Linked DNA regions of Homo sapiens: region 1 is linked to region 2. The links are chromatin contacts, found by Hi-C or POLR2A ChIA-PET in ENCODE. All regions are on one chromosome and are shown on one strand. Each heading gives the region's core, a stretch centred on a gene start or an enhancer-like site at or near the end of the contact. The rest is flanking DNA. Distances are from core to core; before and after follow the strand shown. Region 1 overlaps CLTC (clathrin heavy chain). Region 2 overlaps VMP1 (vacuole membrane protein 1).

Evidence for each region. A loop is a pair of places that touch in the nucleus more often than their neighbours do. ChIA-PET counts read pairs that join two places held with the same protein, here RNA polymerase II (POLR2A). Pooled maps may share reads with other maps.
Region 1: a pooled map shows a loop between it and region 2 (2.9-fold over the local background). The contact joins two enhancer-like sites. A Hi-C loop is called at or near these places in 1 of 50 pooled maps. POLR2A ChIA-PET finds 5 or more read pairs at or near these places in 6 of 52 experiments (AG04450, CD4-positive, alpha-beta T cell, OCI-LY7 and 3 more).

What each region holds. Positions count from the first base shown.
Region 1 is chr17:59,637,486-59,644,281 of GRCh38, forward strand. It overlaps CLTC (clathrin heavy chain), which reads left to right. Exons shown (of 32, transcript NM_004859.4): 2 at 6,791-6,796. Among named protein-coding and RNA genes, the nearest start is that of CLTC, 21 kb to the left of the region's middle. RefSeq lists a silencer at 4,777-4,856. Within about 2 kb of position 4,751, at least 6 of the 41 ENCODE cell types and tissues checked have a DNase peak (open chromatin) inside an H3K27ac peak, as active enhancers do; they include OCI-LY7, where a contact is called at or near this core.
Region 2 is chr17:59,825,781-59,832,913 of GRCh38, forward strand. All of the region lies in intron 10 of VMP1 (vacuole membrane protein 1), which reads left to right. Among named protein-coding and RNA genes, the nearest start is that of MIR21, 12 kb to the right of the region's middle. RefSeq lists an enhancer at 3,999-4,188. Within about 2 kb of position 3,376, at least 23 of the 41 ENCODE cell types and tissues checked have a DNase peak (open chromatin) inside an H3K27ac peak, as active enhancers do; they include OCI-LY7, where a contact is called at or near this core.

The DNA.
Region 1 (6,796 bases), core at 3,501-6,000, 190 kb before region 2:
CGCCCGCCTCGGCCTCCCAAAGTGCTGGGATTACAGGCATGAGCCACCGTGCCCAGCCTGAAGTTTCTTAAAAAAAAAAAAAAAATTTTTTTTTTAGCCGGGTACAGTGACTCATGCCTGTAATCCCAGCACTTTGGGAGGCTGAGGTGGGAGGATCCCTTAAGCCCAGGAGTTGGAGACCAGACTGGGAAACAAAGTGCTGCCTATCTCTACAAAAAAAAAAAAAAAAAATTAGCTGGGCATGGTGGCGTATGGGTGGTACCATCTATTTGGAAGGCTAATCTATTATCAGTAGTTAAAAGAAATTCACACCCAGAGTTTCAGCCAACCTATGGACAGCTGAATTAAGCAGCCCAGGAGGTTGAAGCTGCAGTGACCCATGATTGTGCCACTGAATTCCACCCTGGGCCACAGAGCAAGACCCTGTATGAGAAAAAAAAGAATTGGAAGTCCTAAAGTGTAATTTCCTTTTCTCCTCACTTCCCCAACAAAAACAAACTTTAAAAAAAAAAAGGCATTTCATAGTGTCTGAGGCAGTTAAGCACCCAGAGACCACTAATCTAGTATCAGTAGTTGAAAGAAATTCACACCCAGAGTTTCAGCCAACCTATGGACAGCTGAATTAAGCAGATAATAAAATGCAAATGCAAAAAAGCTAACCTTGAGCTGGCTTAAAGTACTGATATGTTGTATGTATTAATAGTTAATATCAGTGAGCTCTGGGTTGCTTGATCCCAGGAGTTTAAGGATACAGTGAGCTGTGATCACATCACTGCACTCCAGCTTGGGTGACAGAGCAAGACCCTATCTCTTGCACTCCAGCTTGGGTGACAGAGCAAGACCCTGTCTCTTAAAAAAAAACAGAAGGCAATATCTGTTGAGCTGTTAGATGTCAGGCATTGTTCTTTGCATTCACATTAAATCTTCACACCTCTGAGATAGATACTGTCATCTCAAATGTTTCATATGAGAAAACATAAACACAGCCTGTGTTCTCTAGATCAGTGGTCCACAACCTTTTTGGCGGCACCAGGGACCAGTTTTGTGGAAGAAAATTTTTCCACCGGTTGGGGGTGGGAGTGGGGGTGGGATGGTCTCAGATGAAATTGTTTCACCTCAGATCACAAGGCATTCGTTAGATTCTCATAAGGAGTGAGCAACCTAGATCCCTCGCTTGCACAGTTCACAATAGGGTTCGCGTGCCTATGAGAATCTAATGCCGTGGCTGAAATGACAGGAGGTAGAGCTCAGGCGGTGATGACTGCTCATTGGCTGCTCACCTTCTTCTGTGTGGCCCAGTTGCTAACGGAATACTGGTCTGCGGCCTGTGGTTCGGGATCCCTGCTCTAGATTATGGGGAAGCCGAAGTACTATTTTCTCATTATAAAAACAGAATCCTACCTTTTACTCCCCACCTCCCCCTGTTAATAGAAGTTGGAATGGAGAAGGAAGGAGATGCATTTTAAAATCATTTGTAACATGTAACTCCAGGGTACTTCAGAGTTTTAAAGAATAAATAGGGAATAAATTTGTTTAATTGCCTTTTTAGATCCAGGTTTAGGTGTCAAGTCCTAAAGTAGTGCCACTTGCAGACCAAAATCGAATCTGGAAACCAAATGAGTTACAAAGTTTGGGTGCTTTTCTGTAAAAACAAGGAAGCAGTTTATTTGTATACTTTTGTGTCTTGTGCCATTCTGTTGGAAAAGGGCGGAGGAAATACATACTTTCATATGCTACAGGATAACTCTGAAATGCAAAAGTATCTCTAATTGCTTAGGGGAGAAGGGTATTACTGGAAAGACGGGGTGGGTGACTTTTCATAGTATAACCTTTTGTAAGATTTTAGTGCTTTACTGTATGCACGTGATAACTATTCAAAAAAACAAGCCCCTTTTTTTGGACCCAGTTTATTGACTCCATATTCTTATAACAGCAAAATAAAAATTCTTTTAAGTTAAAAAAAACTTTATCATAGGAATTTCCAAGCATATGTTAAAATAGGATATCTCCAGCTTCAACACTAATGGCATTTTGCAGATTGAGAGGATAATAAAATGTAGCTGTAGTTTGGATACATGTATCCAGATATATTACATGTATTTCAGATATGTCCTCTGAAAATACCTGCAAGTTTATAGAGAATGTTGTATATGTCCTTTGACTTTATCCATGCTTAGTTCCATAGTGTATAATTCAGTTTATGGCTGGGTACAGTGGTTCATACCTGTAATCCCAACACTGGGAGGTCGAGCTGGGAGGATTACTTGAGCCCAGGAGTTCGAGACCAGCCTGGGTAACATAGGGAGAACCTGTCTCTTAAAAAAAAAAAAAAATTAGCCAGGCATGGTGGCGCCTGTAGTCTCAGGTACTGAGGAGGCTGAGGTAGGAAGATCACTTGAGCCTGGGAGGTCGAGGCTGCAGTGGTACCACTGCACTCCAGCCTGGGCAACAGGGCAAGACCCTGTCTCAATAAATAAAGAATAAAAATACAATTCAGTTTCTGTGGTATAGCTTATATGCCATCACACCTTTATAACTGACTGAGAATACTTTATGGTTACTATGTGCTGTTTTGAAAATAAAACCTGTTTAAAAATATGTTGCATTTTAAAAGTTTTAATCTATATTGATATTACTAGACATAGTTATATAGTTTGGCCACCCTGTTACATGCTCCTACTGTAAGGGTATACCTAAACCAGACTTGCAGTTAATAAGAGTGACTTGTCCTATTATTGTGTGCTTTGGCATATTTCTCTTTTGAGTATATAACAGGAAAATATGGGAAGAATTGCTGAGTGTTCTAGACATTCTCACTCAAAAGGAACATCAGTAAGGAAAACAATCTTACCTACCTTATTTGAAGAGGTGGAAGCAAATTTAACCTTCTCTTAGCCAATACGGTCACTTGAAGTTCTTTTTTTTTTTTTTGCCAAAGTCTTGCTCTGTCACTCAGGCTGGAGTGCAGTAGGGCGGTCTTGGCTCACTGCAACCTCCGCCTCCCGGGTACAAGCGATTCTCCTGCCTCAGCCTCTGGAGTAGCTGGGACTACAGGCGTGTGCCACCATGGGCCCGGCTAATATTTTGTATTTTTAGTAGAAACGGGGTTTCACTGTGTTAGCCAGGATGATCTCGATCTCCTGACCTCGTGATCCACGCCCCCTTGGCCTCCCAAAGTGCTGGGATTACAGGCATGAGCCACCACGCCCAGCCGAAGTTCCTGTCTTTTTTTCCTCACAATTAGGAAGGCTATATAGGAAGGAGCAGGGTCCTGTTCAGTTGTGTAAATGACCACCACTTAAGTGTGCTTTTTTAATATGTTTAAACATGTGCCATTATTAAGAATTTGACACGGCTGGACGCCGTGGCTCATGCCTGTATTCCCAGCACTTTGGGAGGCCAAGGCGGACGGAACATGAGGTCAAGAGATCGAGACCATTCTGGCCAACGTGGTCAAACCCCATCTGTACTAAAAATACAAAAATTAGCTGGACGTGGTGGTGCACGCCTGTAGTCCCAGCTACTTGGGAGGCTGAGGCAGGAGAATTGCTTGAACTGGGGAGGTAGAGGTTGCAGTAAGCCGAGATCATGCCACTGCATTCCAGCCTGGTGACAGAGCGAGACTCGGTTTCAAAAAAAAAAACAAAAAACTTGCAACTTCAGAATTATGTTCATGTTTGCTGGTGTTTTAACTCAAACTGGGACATAAATCCTAGGGAAGTAACCCATATCACTGTTGTTCTAATAACTGCATTCGTAGTAGAATAACACTACATTCACTAGTAGAGGCTGAGGGAGAGAGGAAAAGAAGGAATTACAGGTTACAGGCTACTTTTCTGTTCTTGTCTAGACTGAGGCTGACTGACTTGTCTAGACTGAGGCTGAGGCAGGTGGACCATGAGGTCAGGAGATCGAGACCATCCTGGCCAACATGGTGAAACTCCATTTCTACTAAAATACAAAAAATTAGCCGGGCATGTTGGCGCACTCCTGTAGTCCCAGCTACTCGGGAGGCTGAGGCAGGAGAATCACTTGAACCTAGGAGGCAGAGGTTGTAGTGAGCTGAGATCGAGCCACTGTACTCCAGCCTGGCTGGCGACAGAGCAAGACTCCATCTCAAAAAAAAAAAAAAAAAAAAAAAAGAGTTTGTCACTTGCCTCCTGTTTAATTTTGCATTTTTTAAATAAAGTATATCTATTCCACATGGACTATTTTGATTAGTACCAATACATTCCTGAAGGAGATCAAAGATATATATGCATAGCTCTCTTGGTAGCATATGTTTAATGAGAAAGTAATATAAGGATTACATAGATTAGGGTTGCAGGCAGTTCTGTCACTTTAAAGCCAGATCTTTTATTTACCTTATTTTTTAAAGTTTTTGCAGAGATGGGGTCTCATTATGTTGCCCAGGCTGGTATCAAACTCCTGGGCTCAAGTGATCCTCTCATCTCAGCCTCCCAAAGTGCTGGGATTATAGGTGTGAACCAAGGTGCCAGGCCAAATCTTTGTTGTTTTTTTTTTTTTTTTTTTTTTTTACAAGTAAAATACCCTGAGGCTGAAGGTCATTGCTAACTGATGCAGCGTGTTTTTCTTACTGCTTTTTTTCTGGGGATCTAACAAGGAATTGGAAACACAGGTTTTTGACTTTCCTTTTTCCTCCTCATTGTTTTCTGATAGTGTTTTCTTAAAGTCATCTTCCACCTGCCTCTGAAGTTGAGAAGTAGGAAGGAATCTGTTAGAATCACTTGGGGTTCAGTTAGTAGTGTCTGTGGTTTGCTTCCTTTTGTGGTTTTGAATTTAATTTCACTATTTGACTAACACTATTTTTACTCCGACTTCCTCAAACACTGTGGGACTTAAGCTGTGACAGGTGAAACTCAGTGCCTTAGATGAAGGCTTGGTAGAGACTTAGAAACATAGAATTCTTACAGGGTAGCTTAGGATTCTTACAGCATAACTTACTGCTTTTAGGTATATAGCTCTATGAACTTTATGAGCCCACTGGAATGTTTTCTCCAATTATCGGAAAGGATAATTATCAATTAAACTTAAGGAGTCTAAGGACCCTCTACTCAGAAAAATAGATGTGAGATCCTGTCTCAAAAGAAAAGTTAAAGTCAGGAAGAAGTTAAAATTAATGGTTTATAAGGCTTTACTATAACTAAATACATTATAAGTTACATACTTTAAAGCTAGTGTATTTGCCTTGCATTACAGCATATACTTGAGCTTGTAAAGCAGGTTAATCTACTTTATTACGATGTTTGTATTAATGGTTAGAGAGTTGTTTGACTTCTTGCCCCTATATTCAGTGACTGAGTTACTGTAACTACACTTTATAACTGAGTTATAACATTAATAACTTAATACCAGTAGTAATTGAGATAGAAGAGTGAAGAGAAAGTAAAATGTAGCCTTGTAGTCTTATGTTATATCTTATTCAGAGCCTGGCCTGGTTATGTTTAAGCACTATTAGCAGAAGAGTTTCAGAAGAGAATTTAAATAAAATACAGTTAACTTGGCTGGTTTAGTCCATAAGATAATAGTGACAGTGGTGGTGTTTGTGGAGGAAAACTGTATTGCTAGAGGACAAGGGTGACAGAAAGACTTGATTTTTTTTTTTCCATGCTTTTTCTTTTCTGGGGTGTGTGTGTGTGTGTGTGTGTGTGTGTGTGTGTGTATTTTGTACCATGCGAATTTATTATATTACCTTTGGAGGAAAGGGGGATAAAACTAGTCTGGCCAAGGCTAATAAAATAAAGCCTCCATGTAGCTTCTTTTAGTAGGACTTAATCTGTTACAACATAGTTAGTCACCCAGAGTATTAATAACCCACTATGGTAGAGATTTCTTCCTAGTAACAAGTGACTTTTGTTCTTACATACTTAATTGGTTTGCAAAGACCTACCATCTTTAGATCCACTATATTTGTTTAGCAGATACTTTAGTATTTTCTGAGTACACAAAGCAAATCTAATTCCATTATTTTCCTTGTTAAAATCCTTAAGTAGCTCCCTTCGCCTGTAGAATAAACTCAGGATTCTTACTGAGGTATGTTTAGCTTGTTGGTCTGGCCCTTGCTCATTTCTCTAACCTTAATTGTGTACTCCCTCAATCCTATAGTGTTACAAAAGTACTTGTAGTTCCCTTAGCCAACCACACTTTTACGTCTCTGTGCTTTACCACATGCTCTTTCTGTTGAGAATTCTCTCGCCTGCCTCCTTTGAACACATTGCTTTAGCTGTGTAGCCTTTGACAAGATCCCTCTTACATATCTTTGTTTTGGCACTTTTTGCACAGAATTAGAACTTGTTTGCTCTTGCTATTCAAGTTCCTTTATTTAGATCAAGAATTCTGTGACATTTTAGATCTTTTTATGCTTGTAACTTAATTTTTCAGCTTCTTGAAGCGTGAACAAATAACTGCTACATGTTAAGGGGGGTGAGAGAGGACTGGTCCAATAGTTCCAAGGTCTTAAAATAAATCAAGAAACTCAATTACCTCAAATCCCTTGAACCATGCATGCTACCTTGCAGATGTTGCTCTTTCCTTTAACTTCATCTGTATTTGTTCTGCCTCTTATTTGAAACAGTTGAATGGCATGTTTGTTTGAAGAAGAGAAGGTCCAATACTTGGCTATTAATAGTCTCTCTTTAATTAACATAATGTAGATGTTATTGTGACCTTGAAGCATTAATGTTAAGTGAGGATTTGTGTTGATGAGCATATATGAATGTCAAGTCTTTGGAATCCACTTGGTAACATGGTTTCTTATTATTTTTTCTAGCTCCAG
Region 2 (7,133 bases), core at 2,126-4,625:
TTGATGCTTGACCTCAGAGTCAGGCTTGCCTGTGGCAAGAGAGATCATTTTAACCAGTGAGTAATAAAGTGCTTGAATCCGAATGTTGTTTCTTATCCCTCACTCTATGGAAAGTGGTCAGAATGAGCTACGTGGGCCTGGACTTTTTCTTCTACAGAAAGAAAATCTGTCCTTTCATTTTAGAGGATAAAATGGTCCATGTATTTGATTCTCTTTGACTTTGATCATTGAAAATAATCAGAAAAAGTTATGGAAGTGTGGAACCCCAGCATTTGTATTATCTGATGAAAGGATAGAATTTAAGGCTTAACACAGGGTTTAAACCCCAGCTGCCGAGACTCAGTTATACAGTCTAACATAACCTCTTTCTGCAGCTTGGGAAAACCCCTTTCTCTTCTTGTCCGTGGTAGTTTATATATCCTTCTCTTTTGACAGTTAACCTTTCTATATGTTTGTTATGGATATTGGGAGACCACATAAAGGTTAAAACAGGAGTTCTGGAGTTAGACTGTTAGATGAGAAATGGGTACATTGTATTTGGAAGTTACCGTTGACCATTTAATGGAGCATTTTAGTAGCATGATGAAAATTAAAACCCAAATATATTGGATTACATGGAATTGTGGGCTAGAGGAAAGGTCAAGCGAAAGTCATGTCTGACACATTTTAATTGTTTTGTAAATATTTGTTGACCAGATGAATTAATTCATTCATTAAATAGGAGGGACCAGTGTGTATTTTAGGCTGAGGGAAAAACTCTAGTAAAATGCTAGAGATAGAAAATATAAATGAAGAAAGGGAAGGATGTGGGAAGGAAATTAACATTCAGTAAGCACCCACTGTGCCAGATGCTTTACATAAATATTCATTTCATATCCATAACAAAACCTGTTAGGTACTATTACAGAGAAGTTAAATTCATATAAATGATAAGAGATGATTGAGATAGGATCAATTCTGGAGTGGATTGATTATCCTCATGAACCAGTTCTTTCTTGAAAACTGGAGTGAAGACTCCAAGATGTTTTGAGGCAGAGAAGGGGGACACTCCTGAGGGAGCACTCTGGAAGCCAGTGAAGTCATTTGCTGGAAGTTGGAAATTTAGACTAGAGCACCAGTTTCAAACAGCTGCTGTGTGAATTTGGTAGGGATGCAGCATGAATTCTGTCTATTCTCCTGTGCACACGTGCATCCACCTGTGTGCAGCTGTAGCTAGTTACTACTGTGGTTACTTTCAATGAAAAACCTACTGGTTTCTGTAGTGTACATTTAAGTGCATTTTTTCCCCTCTCCCAGCATCCTTCTAGATAGAGTTCCTTGAGGACAGAGATCATAACTTTTTTTTAAGTGAGATTGAATTTCAATCAATACTGTCACTTTTTTTTTCTTTTTTGAGACAGGGTCTCGCTGTGTTGCCCAGGCTGATCTTGAACTCCTGTGCTCAAGTGATCCTCCTGCCTCAGCCTCCCCAAATGCTGGGATTACAGGCATGAGCCACTGTGTCCTGCCAATACTATCACTTTTTTGGTTTTTTTGTTTGTCTGTTTGTTTTTTGAGACCAAGTCTTGCTCTGTCGCCCAGCCTGGAGTGCAGTGGCGTGATCTCAGCTCACTGCAACCTCTGCCTCCTGGGTTCAAGCAATTCTTCTGCCTCAGCCTCCCAAGCAGCTAAGACTACAGGCATGCACCACCACCCCCAGCTAATTTTTGTATTTTTACTAGAGTCGGGGTTTCACCATATTGGCCAGGCTGGTCTCAAACTCCTGACCTCAGGAGGCCTCGGCCTCCCAAAGTGCTGGGATTACAGGCATGAGCCGCTGTGCTGGCCTGATTTTTAAGTTTTAGAACTCAGTGAGTCTTCAAACCAGTGCAGATCTGTCACTATAAAAAGCTGCCACCAGGCCCACTCACACCTGTAATCTTAGAACTTTGGGAGGCTGAGGCGGGATTGCTTGAGCCCAGAAGTTTGAGACCAGCCTGGACAACATGGTGAGACCCCATCTCTTGAAAAAAATTTAAAAATTAGCTACTGTGGCCCCAGCTACTCGGAAGGTTGAGGCAGGAAGATTGCTTGAGCCCGGGAGGTCAAGGCTGCAGTGAGTCGTGTTTGTGCCATTGCACTCTTGAGTGGGCAACAGAGCAAGATCCTGTTCCCAAAAAAAAGCTGCCACTGGGGCCAGGTGCAGTGCCACTCGCCTGTAGTTCCAGCTACTTGGGAGGCTGAGGCAAGAGACACAACCTCTTTAAAAAAAAAAAAAAAAGCTGCCACCAGTCTGTCATTTTCTATAAATGCAATCAGTTGATTTTTAACAGAGTTTTGTTTTGGCAACCAATCAGTTTTACCTAGTCCTTATAGACCACTCCTTTAGCTCTGGCCACATTCATCAGCACAAATGCCTGCTTTTCTCCTGCTGCTCAAGTCTGCCTTCTGAAATGAGGTTTTGTTCTCTAGAGCTTCTCTTTAATGTTAGCTTATTTCAAAGAGTAGCTGCTAATGATAAGGAAGTCTAACCTCCAATCTGATTCTTACAGAAAATAATGCTAAATCTCCAAAAGCTAGGGCAATTGCAGATTATTTTGTGATAAAATATGCTGTAAGGCAGTAGAAACAATGTACCTGATAAAATACACCTGGAGAAAGCATGGTCTTCCTTCTACACAGCCAGAAAGAAACCCATGGTGTCATGTGTTCATAATACCACTCTGCGTACAATGGACTAACTTAAGTACAAAAGAAGTTTTAATCATTTGAAAGGGCACAGATGTGAATGAAATTCAAGATGTTTTAATCCCAGATCCTGGGGTCAAATCACAACGAATTTTAGAAGGTGCCAGGGACTGTCAGTCCAAACTTGTATATATGAGAAAGCCCTAGATTTTCTAGTATAGTGTGTGATTTTCATCCTGAATTTATTTTATGTTGGGGTGCCATTCCAAGATCCTGGATGTAAAGAAACATGATTAGGGGGCTACCACATTTCAGATCCAAAGCAAGTAGAATACATCAGTTACCAGTTTTTTCTTATAGTATCAGCTTCAAAGATTCATATACTGAGCCAGGCACAGAGGCTTATGCCTGTAATCCCAGCATTTTGGGAGGTCAAGGCAGGCGGATCACTTAAGGTCAGGAGTTTGAGACCAGCCTGACCAACATGGTGAAACCCTGTCTCTACTAAAAATACAAAAACTAGCAGGGTGTAGTGGTGCCTACCTGTAATCCCAGCTACTCAGGGGGTTGAGGCAGGAGAATCGCTTGAAGCCGGGAGGTGAAGGTTGCAGTGAGCCGAGATTGCGCCACTGCACTCCATCGTGGGTGATAGAGCCAGACTCCGTCTCCAAAAACAAAACAAAACAAAACAAAAAGATTCATGTGTTCTATTCAGTTAAATGGTAAAGATAATAACACTTTCATTCCAGTCACACAGGATAACTAGATCCTTTTTTACTAGGTTAAATATGTGTTTATTTTCAGTTAGCACCTGTTCATTTACTTATTCTGGATTAATAAAGGGCTGAAAGGCTGTAGATATTAATGAGTCAGCATGATGGCCTTTGGCTTCTTCAGAAAGATTGCATGATAAACTCCCCCACCCTTTTCCGAGCAGTCTACCTTACTAGGAAAGGCAGTTTCATGTGGAGGGCAATCTGTCATTTTTGAATAAGGGCAAGAGTCTGAGGTCCATTCTGAGTCACTATGAATAGAGCTCTAGTATTGGTTGGTCCCCAGGGAAACTGGTGGTTAAATACTGTGAGAATCTTTATCAGACAGGAAATGACAACTCATTAAAATACTAGCCGTTAAGCCTGTTTAGATCACTGCCTAGGGGGTAGGAAGGAAAATTTAACTCTATAATGTTTGACTAAAATGTGCACATTTCTGAAGATGGAGAATTATTTACAAGACTGTTACCGAGAAAGGGAATTGCTAGGCTGTCTTGTTGCTGATCTTCTCCCACACCCTCTTTTCCTCTTTTGTACATATAACAGATCAGCTTGTAATGGGAGTAGGATAGGGAAGGGCTTTAATTTCATTCCTGAAAGTGTATCCTACTATTGCCTTAAATGTAAAATTCAGTCTCTTCAGCAGAAGAGGCGGTTGTTGGCTTCAGTTAGAACAGGATCATTTTCTATATAGGAGTCTACTCCTGTGCTCCTGGGCCAAATCTCAATTGATAGAACTCTCTGGGGTCAGAGGATAAATTTGATGTATTGATTTACATACAGTGGTCCTCATTCAATCAAGAAAATTCTAAAGATCCTGATATTCATTTAGAACATAATTAAATTTTATAACTCTGGGCACAGGTTTTCAGTCTCCTGAAGTTGGGCTATCCAGATTTGGTGGGGGCGGGGACAGGGGCTAGCTCTGTTGCCCAGGCTGGAGCAACATCTGCCTCCCAGGCCCAAGTGATCCTCCCACCTCCTGTCGCATGCCAGCATGCTCAGCCAATTTTTAAATTTTTTGTAGAGAGGAGGTCTCACTATATTGCCCAGGCTGGTCTTGAACTCATAGGCTCAAGTGATCCTCCCACCTTGGCCTCCCAAAGTGCTGGGATTACAGTGAGCCACCAAGCTGAGCACTCTTTTCTTTTTATAAGTACCCTGACCTGAATCTTCTCCTGAAAAATTTTTTTTTTCATTTATAAGCTTTCAGGGATCTGACTTATGACACCCTGAGATTCTTTAGACTTTGTGATTAATCATCAGAGGGAATACTAACCCAGCACAAACAATGAAATAAAGGTAAAAAACTGTTGTGCCCAGACTTTTTTCTAAGACAAAAGGCTTATTACTCTTTGTAAAGAGGCTATCGCCTCCTTACTAGAATTTATGTCAGAATGTTTTTCAGGAGGGTAAATATAACCTATATGCTCACATTAATGCTGAGATCCTCAAAAAAGTATTTGAGAAAGGAGCAGAGCCTATATTAAATAAAAAATTTACTTTATTAATGCTGGTAAAATATTCTTAGGCTTAGAGACTTCAACTGCTTAGACTTTAAGTATACACTCTGTAAATAGGGCTAAACAAGGTGAATCAATCTTTTTTGTTGGTGTTTTAAGAAACAGGTTCTCCCTCTGTAGCCCAGGCTGGAGTGTAGTGGTGTGATTTTAGATCACTACAGCCTCAACCTCCTAGGAGGGCTCAAGCAGTCCTCCCCACTCAGCCTCTTGAGTAACTAGGACTACAGGTGTGCACCACACCTGGTTAATTTTCTGTGTGGGTGTAGAGACAGGAGTCTTACTGTGTTGCCCAAGCTGATCTTGAACTCTTAGACTCAAGCAGTCCTCCCACCTCAGCCTCCCAAAGTGCTCGGATTACTGGCATGAGCCACCCTATCCTGCCTGGCCAGATTTCAGATCTTACTTATTTATTATCTATCTATCTAATCTATTGATTTATTGAGAGAGAGACAGGGTCTTGCTCTTTCACCAAGGGTGGAGTGCAGTGGTTCAATCCTAGCTTACTTTAACCTTGAACTCCTAGGCTCACAGGATCCTCCCATCTCAGCCTCTTGAATAGCTAGGACTACAGGCACTTGCCATCACACCCAGCTACTTTTTTAAACTTTTGTAGAGACAGGGTTCTCACTATGTTGCCCAGGCTGATCTCAAACTCTTGGCCTCAAGTCCTCCTGCCTCAGTCTCCCAAAGTGCTGGGATTACAAGCATGACCCATCACACCCAGCCTAAAATACAGATTTCTTGTCACATAAGTGATTTCCAGAAGCAGAGTAACATATATATTAAAAACCATAGAAAAATAATAGATTTTGTTTGCAATTTGGCAAGGGCTCTTGGCAGAATTTTGCCCAAATGTTATTTTGAATGGATTTTTTTTTTTTTTTTTTTTACAATATTTAAGCTTGCCAAGAAGTTTGTCTTAGGTCTGTTTAACAGATTCTAGGTATGTAAGCATGGGAAAATATTGTTCCCATGAAACCAATTTTGAGCTCTGAGTAGGTTTCAAGTCTGTGTTTTTTTCTTTAAATAAAAAAAAAAATTTTATTTGCATTCCTGAGTTTTTTTTTTAACAGAAGTTAACAATAACAAAAGTGTAAAAATTGCCACTAGCATCATTTGTTGGAAATGTGTTTGTTTGTTTCGGAGACAGGATCTCACTATTTTACCCAGGCTGGAATGCAGTGGCTATTCACAGGCGTGATTATAGCTCACTAAGCCTCCATCCCAACTCCTGGGCTCAAGAGAGCCTCCTGCTCAGCCTCCAGATTAGCTGGGACTACAGGCATGCGCCACCATGCCTGGTGGAAAAATTTTTTTTAATCTTACATTTGCTGTTATGTTTGTGCCAGGAATAAAAATATGAAGATACTACTACCCACTAAGATTTTTCTACCCACTGTGTTCAAGGTTCACAGCAAGGAAAAGCAAATGAGATCAACTTTTTTTTTTTTTTTTTTTTTTTTGTCACCTAGACTGGAGTGCAATCTCAGCTCATTGCAGCCTCCACTACCCAGGTTCAAGCAATTCTCATGCCTCAGCCTCCCGAGTAGCTGGGACTACAGGCACGTGCCATCACACCTGGCTAATTTTTTTATATTTTTAGTAGAGACAGGATTTCGCCATGTTGCCCAGGCTGGTCTCGAACTCCTGAGCCATGGTGCCCAACCTACTTCTTTTTTTGTTTTTCTAAGGCTTTCTCACCTAGAGCAAGTACCTACTTACATAGCTAGTTTAGGTATATTTTAGTCCTGCAGTTGACTGAAAAAATAGTTCTATGTCCATTTGTTCTCCTTCTACTTTATGTTCTTCTATGTCACAAAATTGTAGTTATTTGTTTTGTTTTGTTTTGTTTTGTTTTGTTTTGTTTTGAGACAGAGTCTCGCTCTGTCGCCCAGGCTGGAGTGCAGTGGCACAATCTCGGCTCACTGCACCCTTCGCCTCCCGGGTTCAAGCGATTCTCCTTCCTCAGCCTCCCGAGTAGCTGGGATTATGGGCGCCCACCACCGTGCCTGGCAATATTTTTTTTTTTTTTTTTTTTTGTATTTTTAGTAGAGACAGGGTTTCACCATGTTGGCTAGGCTGGTCTCGAACTCCTGACCTCAGGTGATCTGCCCACCTCGGCCTCCCAAAGTGCTGTGATTACAGGCATGAACCACCATGCCCGGCCGAA